Regions from separate parts of the Homo sapiens genome. Here regions 1 and 2 are each linked to region 3. A link is a contact called in ENCODE Hi-C or POLR2A ChIA-PET data. All regions are on one chromosome and are shown on one strand. Each heading gives the region's core, a stretch centred on a gene start or an enhancer-like site at or near the end of the contact. The rest is flanking DNA. Distances are from core to core; before and after follow the strand shown. Region 1 overlaps LOC101928911 (a long non-coding RNA gene). Region 2 overlaps LOC101928911 (a long non-coding RNA gene). Region 3 holds the start of ZNF292 (zinc finger protein 292).

Region 1 (3,619 bases), core at 536-3,035, 640 kb before region 3:
AATTATAATGTTTCTAGGGTGAATAGTTAGGCAGCAAAAGCATAAAAGAGAAGCAAAGAAACAATTACATTAAAATCAGGGAGGACAAGGGCTTCACTCCTTCAGAAGAAACTAAAAGACTTTCTGTGAAAAAAAATTAATGATACCCAATGTTAGCAAAGATGTAGGAAAAGAGGCATTCTTGTACAATTCTAGTGGGAGGGTGAATTGGTACATCATTTCCATTACTTTTGTAACCTAACTATTCACCTAGAAACACTGTAATTTAGCCTTGAGTGTTTTGAAATTTATATAAATGGGCTCATACAGCAAGTTGGCAATGTGAATTAAATGTCTTATAAAAATGCACGCTGGTTGATCCACGAATTTCCTTTTGATCTCAAGGAAGTTATCAGCTGGGTACTTCAAGATCTATACACAAACCTGTTCATTTCAACATTATTTATAAAAATGGTTTCTAGTAGCACACCCAGATATTTGGATCTTACCAAATACCTTGCAGCAGAGCTATATGGAGATGCAAATATTTTCACCAAATATTATTGAAAACATTTCTCATGTGGTCCATTTTTAATTATAGAAAGCATAAATACATATTTAAATGTGTTGTAGGATATTTCACAAAATGTTAACATGACCCTGGGCAAGGAAAAATCATGGGTGATATATTTTTCATCAATAGTCTGTATTTTATGTATTTTTTCCCAAAAATGGACATGCATTTTAACTGTATAAAAAATTCAAGGCCGGGCACAGTGGCTCATGACTGTAATCCCAGCACTTTGGGAGGCTGAGGGGGGTGGATCACCTGAGGTCAGGACTTCGAGACCAGCCTGGCCAACATGGTGAAACCCCATCTCTACCAAAAATACAAAATTAGCCGGACATGGTGGTGCGTGCCTGTAAACCCAGCTACTCAGGAGGCTGAGGGAGAAGAATCATTTGGACCCAGGAGGTGGAGGTTGCAGTGAGTCGAGATCATGCCATTGCACTCCAGCCTGGGCAAAAAGCGAATCTCCACTTTAAAAAAATAATAATAAATATAAATAAATACATACATACATACACATCTTTAAATGGAAGAAAAAGTAAAATCGGGGCAGAGTGGGGGTGTGACAGGGAAGGGGTGTATGGAGGAGGGATGTGTTCTGGGAGCTAGAGATGCTCTATTCTTGATCAGAATGATAGTCATCAGGGTGTTCCCTTCATTCTGCTGTACATTTATTCTCTAATCTTTTCAGTCACTCTACCATATTTCACAACTTTTAAAAAGGGGAGGGGGTTAAAAAAAGAAAAGTCTGAGAATTTTAACACAAGCTAGGGGAAACTGTAGTTTCAAAGAAAAAAAAAAAAAAGGAAGAAGAAGAAAAGCCTGTTCAGTTGCTGCAATGCCTAATAAAGCTGCAAATACAGCCCAAACCCACAGGCTGTCAGATTCACAAAGTGTGAATGTAATGTAGGCAGGGGAGATGAAGCATTGAGTTATGTTTCTCACTCACACACACACACACACACACACACACACACATGAAAATCTGTCCTTCTGGCCGCCCACCCTTCACCTAATCAGCACCAGTCTAGGCTGCTCAGTGGTGTGTATTCTCACCAAGGTGCTGCCCAGAAGATCCACCTTGCTCAGGGAAGCGTAGTTGGTCCTGTTCCCTTTCACTTTTGCTGGTGCCAGAAATCCTGACAGAAGCAACAGTCTCTATGGTGCCAGAAGAGGAGGCTGTAGCGCTGCCTGGAGACAAACCCTTGCAGAATATATGCTTCCAATTGGAACATGTTGCTTTTAGAGCCTCAGGGCCCTGCAAGGGCAGGATGTGCCGCTCTGATTCCCAGTGTGTGACAGCAGGGGATTCCTCCCAGTTATTCTCAGAGTCAGGCTGTGGTTTGTACTTTCTTTTTTTTTTAGAGACGGAGTCTCGCTCTGTTGCCCAGGCTGGAGTGGTGCAGTGGTGCGATCTCGGCTCACTGCAACCTCCGCCTCCCGGTTTCAAGTAATTCTCCTGCCTCAGCCTCCTGAGTAGCTGGGACTACAGGCACACGCCGCCATGCCCGGCTAGTTTCTCTTGTCTTTTAGTAGAGAGGGGGTTTCACCATGTTGCTCAGGCTGGTCTCAAAACCCTGAGCTCAGGCAATCCGCCCACCTCGGCCTCCCAAAGTGCTAGGATTAGAGGTGTGAGCCACTGCACCCGGCCGGTTTGTACTTTCTATCAGATCATTCAACTAAACTTTGTGACACCGCAGATAAAACAAAGCAGATTAATGTCGCTGATCCAAAGAGCCAGGTTCTGCTGCACTTGGACCCAATGGGACCCGAAGAGGCTTCGGCTCTCCAGCAAAGATTGGGGGAGCCAGGTTTGTCCTCACCCGTAGTTCAGGGATGGTGTTGGGTAATTTTGATAAAGTACCCCTTCCTCATAGAAGCAAAAACTCCTTTCTGTTATTTTTTCTTTTAACTTCCAAATTAAAGACACCAACATGTTGTAACAAACAACATAGAACATCCTTTAATCCAGTAAGGGGCACTGCCAACCATGAAGAAGGTCAGTTCACAAGCAGACACATAGGGCATAGACATGGCCTTCCCGTTGCAATCTTGGTTCCACCTCTCATGGTACCTCACGCTCTCTGTCTTGTGTTGTAACTATCTGTGCACTTACCATTGACTTTATCTCCTCCATTACTGGGCTGCAGGCTCCCAGAGGACATAATCCGTGTACAATGGATTTACCTTTGTTTCCTCCCTGCCTGGCATAATGCCTTGTAGTCAGTAGCTCCTCCAAATGTTTGTAGAGAAGAAGAAAGGGAATTAGCATGCCTTAATCTCTAAGCTGTACCAGTTACTATACATATGCTTAATGTATATGATCATATTTAACTCGTAAAACCAGCCTCCAAGGTGTTATTATTACCATTTTATAGAAATGGTAAAGAAACGGAGGCTCAAAAAAGTTAGATGCCTGCTTAAGATCACTGAGCCAGTTAGAGTGAGAGATGGACTTGAGTCTAGAACTGTCCCTCTGCCAAATTCCTGCTCTTATTTCTTCATTAACGAGTGAATGAATGGGGGTTAATGATACCTGTGCGATGAGTCATCCCCAGACCCCCAGGTGCTACTAACACTGCTTCCCAACCCTCGCCTGGGGTTGGCAGGGCTTTTTTAATTCACTGGATAGTCCCTAACAGGGCTGGCATTAACCCATAGACAATAGAGAAGTGGCCTTGGCATTAGTTTGTGAGATATTCTCTCTGCTCAGATAACCTCCAGGGCAAAAGTGAATGCCACTGCGTGCTTCCTCTGTCCTTAAGCATGACCACACCCATAAGGGCGAAGCAGACTCCTGAACTCACCCAAGCTTTTTCCTTAGAATGTCTTCCCCGTCATCTGCCTGACAAATGCCTGATCATCCTTCAGGATGCCTTCCTCAGCTCCCTCAGGCAGAGCTACTCACTCATTCTTCAGCTACTGCAAACTGAGTAGGGACTACACATTGTGGGGTCTAAAGTAATCAAAAGTCTCTACCCTTCAGGAACAGCAAGCCAAACAGGGAAGAAAAGAGACCAGCTGCAGTGGCTCACACCTGTAATCCCAGCACTTTGAGAGGCTGATGTG
Region 2 (3,787 bases), core at 1,128-3,627, 750 kb before region 3:
TTGGCTTCTTTGACCTTTCCTCCCCTTGGGGGAGGAAATACTGCTGCAGTAGCCTGTGGAGGCTATGGGGAGAGCAGATCCACCTTCGAGTTCAAGAGAAAGACATTCTCCAGGAAGCCCTCCTCTCCTCACATTTGGCGACAGTTACAAAGCAGAATTGTCTCCTCTTTAAGTGGCCGTCGTGAAGCCCAGAGGCAGTGTGGGATGCTGAATGAAATAACAGTTTCCAAAGTACCATCCGATCAAGCCTTCCCATATTCTCCTGAGATTCCTTTCACTACTGCTCAAAGACTTGGGGGTCTGGAGTCTTTTGTTTTTGTGTGTTTGGTTATTTACCATTAGATGGTAACATAGGGATGGGCCCTGGCTATATTTCCACTCCTTGTTCTTGCTCCTGCATAAATCATGGAAATCCTCACCTTAAAAACTTCTTTTGACCATAACCTTGACTTCATTGTGAGGCATTTAGAAAAAGGCGTGGCCTATCCAAGTAAAGGGCAGGTACTCAGCTTACCCACCAGCTACAACTTGTCACAAACTGACACATAACCTGGCTCTCTATCCATCTCCATTGGTTTTTACACTCACTGAGGAAGCATCATGGTATACCAGAAAGTCTAGGCTTTGGATCAAACATATTTGGATGTCAATTCCAGCTCCTGGATCCAAACATATTTGGATTTAAATTCCTTGAGTAAATTACCCCCATCTTCAAATCTGTTTCCTCAATTAGAAAGGGCTGTTAGGAAGAGGCAATGCAAAACGAGCACTTAGTGTGCTGTGCCAGGCACATACTAAGCGTGTAAAGGATGTTAGCTATTATTATTGTAATTTACTTCATAGGGATGCTGTGCGGAATTAAATGAGATGACATCTGTGGAAGGCCAGGCCCATTTGGAAGAGCTCAAAAAACACTAGCTCCTTTCCTCTTAAGAACAATTAAGTTCTTTCCAAATCTGCTTAGGTTTCAGGTGAAGACCTTGGATTTGAATCCAAGGTGCTTCCCTGCAGCCACTTAACGATACACACCTCTCCCTGTGCCTGCAGCCCCATAGGGGGAGCATCCTAAACACCTTTATGACATCTTTCCCCCTCCCCACCTTAAGTCCAGTTCTGTTGGGTCTTCTTCACCTCACTGTCTGGCCCTCTCTTCGAATACTGAAATGTTTTCCCAATGTCTTCCCTCCTGATTTCTAGGTTGGATCATAAACCTTGCCCTTAGCCCACCCACTCCTGTTTCCTCCTCTACTGCTCTGTTCTCTCCCGTCCATCCCTGAGGGGCTCATTACCCAAGCACCATTTACAATGACAAAGCAAATGCACTGCATTTAGATTGATTTTTGTCTTAGTCAAACTGGGGTACATTTGTAATACAGAAAAGGATTGGTGTGTTTCATCACAAGGAATTAAAGCTATTATCTCACAAATCTGATTGATGTGAGCAGCCAAAACAAATATGTTGAGTAATTTCTTCCCTTACTAACTAGTTCTTTGCTTGAATCTTCCAGTTAATAGTTACGCCTGGCAAATTCTCAAATGGTATATATTATATTCATCCCAGCACTTGCGTTCTGTTTTGGATATGATTTTGAAAGAAGACATCTTAGAGAGTAAATTCTTGAGGAAAGGACATAAATAGATAAATACCAGATATAAATAGATAAACATGAATAAAAATGCATATTTCAGAAACATTGTAAAAAATAACAATAATAATAATAATATAATGGCTGTAATTTTTCAAACATCCTCAGACCACAAAGGTAATGCAGAGGGAAAATAGGCGTATTTGTTTTCCTCTTGCCTTATGGCTGAAAGAGCAAAGCATGCATGATTTTTATGACCTGGCTAGTGATGTGTCCCTTCAGGGAGCTATTAACTCTATCCTTGTAGATGGTGCCTGATCCCCTTCAAAATTAGAAATTGCTTAAAACCAGAAAAAAAAAAAGCATTTCATTCCTAAATAGGCCATTAGTGATATTGGATAGTTTGTTATGCTGTAATGCAATATTGAAATTCCTAGAGGCAATGGATTTTCAGTAGTGAATTAAAAAGACCAAACTAAACCAAGTATTTGAGGAATGAGTGAAAAGAATCTTGGGTAGCTAACTATTTTATAGGTTGTGTGTCAGCAAGTGACCTTTTGAAAATAAAATTATTAACTCTCCCCAGAGAACTAAATGCAAATTGAGCCCAGCTGGATTGTGTGGTAGGTATGAAAACATATCTATTTTGATGCAGGGGAGCAGGGGGTGGACATATATGTCACGAAATGTCAGAATAATGACCATCACCCTCAACAGAAAGTAAGTGGACTAAAAATAGCAACATACAGTTTTGGTTCTTAAAAATTATCAGCAAAGATGCAAAGGGTAATGACAGCAGATGTGTACAGCAGGGTTTTAACCTGAGTATGTGCCTGGACATGCTGTGCTGCCTCACTGCACAGCTAATACAACCTTTGACAACCTTTTCCCAGGAATGCAGAAGTCCAAGAATAATGCACATAAACTAAATAGCATCATTTCGTAGCATAAGTTAAAGGGAAGCTAATTTACTGGCTGCATGTTACAATAGATAAAATGAATTTCATTGTCTCCATGCCTGTACCTATCATCAGGCTTAATGTAAATACCCCTTTGAAGGACTATAGCTATCAGACGTGACATTAGAGTGATTCACAAACAGCTCTAATTACATAAGTACAAAACTATATTGTACTTACAGGCTTGCAGATACTAACTAATTTCTCATCATTTGCATCCAAAAACCCTGGTAAATTCCCTTTTCCTGAATATAGTATCTAAATTTTAAATGTGTAGGAAAAGTCACTATTCTACTAAGTGTATCTTTCAATAGATACTTAATTTCCTTTCTGAAGTTACTGTAATTATTTCAGGAATTGAGCCTTTTTGTCCTAGAATTTTTGTTCTCATCAGGATAGACAAGCTCTCCAAGGACACGCTGATATTTCTCCTGGCTAACCTCTGGGGACATTATCAATGCATGGTACAGTAAGTTAATATTTCACCAAAGGTTAAAAAAAATAGAAGAATACAATTTGAGGAGAGGGGATTGTTAAGAATCATATTCAGGTTAAAATATTACATTCATAGGAACTTTAAAAATTTTAAATCAATATAGATGATTTCAACACAGTATATAAATCAAAGCCCTCCTATTTATTCCCTGGCCTGATTGATAGGGTTTCTCTATTAAAATTGCCCATTCCATCCCAAATATGGATAATATATAATTTGAAGTTGAAATCAGGTCCCTTGAGTTTCTTGAGATTGGATAAATGTCTGCAAACATCAACAAACAGGCCTTAAAGTAAGGCAGTAATCTATAAACCATCCTGATGACTTGTCAATAGGAGGAGGGAGACAGGATGAGACTGTAAACTCAGCAACCTCTTCCTGACCTTAACCCTCCCCCAACCTCTGAAAAGTAATGAGGACTGTTCCTTGAGCCTTTGTTTGAGGAAGCTGAGAATAAGAATTGTGAGCTCCTGTATTCCCACAGAGACTTAAAGTATCCACAACCCCTTCAGTTCAAAATTGCTTTATATTTGGTGACCTGAGGTTCAAGTAGATAAGTTTTGCTACATTCAAGAATGCAGAAATAATTCACCCTGTCACTGCACTGAGCAAGACAACCAACCAGGGCTGGTGTGGCCCAGGAAAGGTCTAGGGAAACAGGGAACCGAGGATGTATTTCAAGGGGGCAGGTGGACTGGGGAACAGGAACTGTTTGAATAATTTTCAGAGACTCTGAGATTTTAGCT
Region 3 (4,109 bases), core at 1,362-3,861:
AATCCACAAATCCAGCATTTGTTTCATTAGTGTTTGATGTTTTTTTGTCAGTAGCATCAATAACAATTTATGTGGCAAGACTAATCACTTAATGAAACTGATATAGGAAATTACTTTCATTCTGATTTTTAAAATGCTGTTTCACTCATTAAAAAACTCAAGTCTGGCGGGACGCGGTGCTCACACCTGTAATCCCAGCACTTTGGGAAACAGAGGTGGGTGGATCACTTGAGGTCAGCAGTTCGAGACCAGCAGTTCGAGACCAGCCTGGCCGACATACAGTGAAACCCCAAACCTCATCTCTACTAAAAACACAAAAATTAGCTGGGCTTGGTGGCGCACGCCTGTAGTCCCAGTTACTTGGGAAGCTGAGGCAGGAAAATCGCTTGAACCCAGGAGATGGAGGCTGCAGTGAGCTGAGATCGCACCACTGCACTCCAGCCCGGGTGACAGAGCAAGACTCCATATCTCAAAAATAAATAAATAAATAAAAATCTTTAAGTGATAACTTTACAACGTCACACACTCACAAAAAAGCGGGGGGGAGTCCAGCTTGCATGAGATTCTATTTTCCCAGAATTATTAATCCTGCTTACAAATACTGCTGACAAAAAAAGAATTTACAGTAATTAGCCTTAAAACTATCAGTGGACACTATTAGGGGAAAATGTCTTTCAGCAAAGCTAGACTTTAATAGTTTTCACTGATTATTATATAAAAACTGATTCGACTTACAAATGAAATACTTCCTATTATGGGTATCTTAGAGAAATTTTTTTATCTCTAAAATAAATCTTTAAAGACCAATTAAGAATGAGTGGGTACTGCAAAGTAGAGAAACTGAGAAATTTCAACAATTTTTAAATATTAAAATTCAAAGGAATGAGACTTTAATTTTGCCACAGGTACTCACCAGACCTATTTACCTAAGTAGGGAGCTTTCACATTGCACATCCTCCTAGACGTCACCACTTGATCTCACAGTTTTTGTTTTTAAGATTATGAACAGCCATCAAATAATTTGTGACAATAAAGTGCATACAGCAACGGAGATTCTTTTGTATGTGATCACGTATCCCCGACATAATAAAGAAAATATTTCAATATTTGGAAGCTAAAAAATAAGTGAAAATGTAATCTACTCAGCTAAAATGGTCAACCATTGTTCTACGTTAAGATCAGTATTTTTCCAAAACGAATTCTCTGTAATGATACACTCACAAGTTAACTCTAAATATGACCTGTGTAAATTGTGTCTTCTTTTTCCTCCTCAAGACAATCAAATCAAAGTCTTCACCAGAGCCAGCAACACTACCTTGAAATTTTAAACCTAAGTGTAAGGCTCGTAATGAAGTGCAAATGTAGTCCCAAACTCTCCGATTTTCACCATGGATGAAATGATTTTCATCACTAGCAAACAGTGTTATTAACATTCCAAATTCTGGTTAGAATGCAGTCACTGGTGAGCAGTGCCCTTGGGCAAGCAAAGAAAAGATTTGAAACTACCCAAAGCACAGATCCACATGAACCTCAGTCTTCTCCCACTTCATCAGGAAGCCAAATAGGAAGGACTCCAAGAAACAGGGGTGAGGGGGTGATCGGGACAGAAAGGATAGTGGAAATCATACTCCTCGAAGGGCGAAAGCAAATGAGAAACGGACTCTGGAAAAACCGCCCCAAAAGGACACTCAACCTGAGACAGATGTACAGGCACAGCTCCTCTACACTAAGGAGATAAAGCTTTACCACAGAAGTGATGCACCAAGCAAGCAAGTATGGGCAGGAGGGGACAACCTCCGCCAAGCACCCCCTCCCGAACGTCTAGCTCAACTAGAAGGGGTCGGCGGGGACTGCTCCTCCGAACATCAACAAAGGCCCCTTCAGTCCTAAGGCGAAACTCGAACAACAAAGGCCCGGAGACAGCCAGGACAGGGCCGGGGCTGGGGGGCGGGACGGATGAAAGCAGGGGAAGGCAAAGGAATCAAACCAGTGGGGGCGGAGGCCCGTCGGAGTGGGAAGCAGAGGCGCAGAGGCGGGAGGCGCGGTAATCCCCAGTGCACAATAAAAGGAGGAGGAGGAAGAGAACCTGGCCTCCATTCTCCTACTCTCTCCAATCCGCACCGTGTACATTTCCTCAGCCGCGGGGACCGCGCAGTCCCGAGTTCAGGGAAGGAAAGGGGAGGGGGGATTTTCCGCCTTGACCGCAACTCCCTTCCCCCAGCCAGGAGCTGCAGACGACAACAACCGCCACAACTGCAGCCACACAAAGGCGCCTTCCTTCTACTCCCGCTCCCACCCAGGCGGAGGCGCCGATGATGCCAAGGAAGCGGCGACCACCTCTCGGCCGCCTAGCGCTCGCTCGCCCTCTTCCCCCTCTAGCTGGGGAAAGGGGGAGGGGACCACCGGGCGCCCTCACCTGGCACAGCTGCTGACAGTAGTCGGTGGCCGCTTCCACGGCCGGTACCCGGCTCTCCCGCAGCTGTAGCTCCAGCTCCTGGAGCCGCTCGCCCAGGCGCTGCAGCTCCGCGACGCAGCCGCCTTCGCCGCAACTCAACCTCTCCTGCTCGGCCTCTTCGTCCGCCATCTTCACACCCCGCTCCGTCGCGTACGCACCTGGGTCACGTGATAACACAATGCCACGTTCGGCGGGGTCACGTGCCGGGCGCGCTTGCACGGCGCCGAGCACGTACAAAGGGCCCGATGGGGAAGATATGGGGGTGGGGAGAGTGGCGCGAGAGAGCCCGAGGGAGGTGAAGGCAAGGGGAAAGGAGAAGGGCGGGGTTGGGGCGGTGCGGAAAACGGCGGTTTACTTACCCCGAGCGGGAAGTGGGCAGCAGCGGCCGAAAGGGGCGGGCTGGTGAAGGCCTGCTCTCGGTCACGTGGGCGCCGCGACGGGAAAAAGCCTAGGGAGGGGCGACCCTCTCCGGCGTCCCGATCCCGGCGTGGCTTTCCCCAGTCCACGAAGTCTTCTACGGACATATCCTCCTGTTCCCCAAGAGGATGGCACAGGGAGAGTTCTGAGTGGTCTCGGGCAATGGCTGCATTTGCTGTTGGCCTGTAAGCAGGCCAGAAGCAGAGGAAGAGAGAGAAGGTAAAACCCGCCCATGGACCGCAAGCGTGAGAGCCAAGGCAGGACTATGAACTGTCAAAATTGTCTCTGACTTCTCACCAGGCCGGAGAGGAGGGATCTAGTGCGTGAGGTACCAGATCTCGTCTCACTTGACTCTCCTCCTCTTCAGCACCAAGAACGCCTGTCCCCTGGAAACACATTCTCTAGGGGGTGGAGGCAACAAAGGAAAAGAACAATTGGGTCAGAGCAGAATGAGGTTCAATCCTCAGTCTGGAGAACGGAGCAAATTCATGAAAAGCATAGTTTAAAAGAAGTCAGAATATGAACAGACCAGATGACTTTTAAACCACGAAAACATTTCTAGAATAAGTGATAACTAACTACTCTGTTTCACCGTGATTTAGACTCTACTACACTCTACAGAAATCACCAACAATGACAACAGGCTATATATGAAAGCTATTGAAAAGAAAGTAGGTCAAGGAAAAAAAAAACACCAATAAGGACTCCATTAAAAATCATAACGGAGGAGAGGAAATTGATGCTAAAATAAAACAATATTGTCGAGAATTATTATAAATATCTACAGCATTTTTTTTTCCTAATGCTACAAATAGAGGTAGCATTCTGAACCACATTTTACTTACAAGCTGAAAAGAATTAATACTTGGCACTTGAACAAAAGAGTAGAAGAGGTGCTACAAAAATCCAAGAGCTTAACCCTAAAGTTCTTAATAAAACTAATATTTTTTTTACCGTTAGAGCATTAGACAAAAGACCTATCTCTCTTGCAACTGAATAGTCTACAGAAATTTAGAAACAATGATATTGATGAGGCACCCAGTCTTTTCATTTACTCTGAGTGAAGTATATTTTTTTAGTACAAGGATCTAAAATAAAAATACTTCCCATTGTGGGCAGCGTCCTCTTCAAAAGATTTCTAGTAATTAATGGAAAGTGTTCTACATACTATGTTGTCCAGAATAAATGTTTTATAACGCATCAGTGATGGTGATGTTTTTAAAGCGGCATTATATAA

What was found. Hi-C counts contacts between places; a loop is a spot of excess contacts on that map. ChIA-PET counts read pairs that join two places held with the same protein, here RNA polymerase II (POLR2A). Pooled maps may share reads with other maps.
Region 1: a loop to region 3 is called in a pooled map, with 5 times the contacts of the local background. The contact joins the enhancer-like site here to the promoter of ZNF292 in region 3. A Hi-C loop is called at or near these places in 1 of 168 maps with a recorded cell type or tissue (HCT116), 10 of 37 single-sample maps with no recorded cell type and 10 of 50 pooled maps. POLR2A ChIA-PET finds 5 or more read pairs at or near these places in 1 of 52 experiments (GM12878).
Region 2: a pooled map shows a loop between it and region 3 (7-fold over the local background). The contact joins the enhancer-like site here to the promoter of ZNF292 in region 3. A Hi-C loop is called at or near these places in 5 of 37 single-sample maps with no recorded cell type and 6 of 50 pooled maps.

What each region holds. Positions count from the first base shown.
Region 1 is chr6:87,794,818-87,798,436 of GRCh38, reverse strand. All of the region lies in intron 2 of LOC101928911 (a long non-coding RNA gene), which reads right to left. Among named protein-coding and RNA genes, the nearest start is that of AKIRIN2, 94 kb to the right of the region's middle. RefSeq lists enhancers at 1,511-1,610, 1,565-2,064, 2,065-2,566. Within about 2 kb of position 1,785, at least 5 of the 41 ENCODE cell types and tissues checked have a DNase peak (open chromatin) inside an H3K27ac peak, as active enhancers do; they include GM12878, where a contact is called at or near this core.
Region 2 is chr6:87,903,886-87,907,672 of GRCh38, reverse strand. The region is part of intron 2 of LOC101928911 (a long non-coding RNA gene); the gene reads right to left. Among named protein-coding and RNA genes, the nearest start is that of SPACA1, 140 kb to the left of the region's middle. RefSeq lists enhancers at 86-135, 2,220-2,469. Within about 2 kb of position 2,377, at least 2 of the 41 ENCODE cell types and tissues checked have a DNase peak (open chromatin) inside an H3K27ac peak, as active enhancers do.
Region 3 is chr6:87,154,067-87,158,175 of GRCh38, reverse strand. It overlaps ZNF292 (zinc finger protein 292), which reads right to left and starts at 2,611. Exons shown (of 8, transcript NM_015021.3): 1 at 2,417-2,611. The coding sequence starts at 2,584. LOC124901355 (translation initiation factor IF-2-like) reads left to right here and starts at 2,929. Exons shown (of 2, transcript XM_047419630.1): 1 at 2,929-3,200. RefSeq lists enhancers at 1,185-1,792, 2,304-2,643, 2,914-3,073.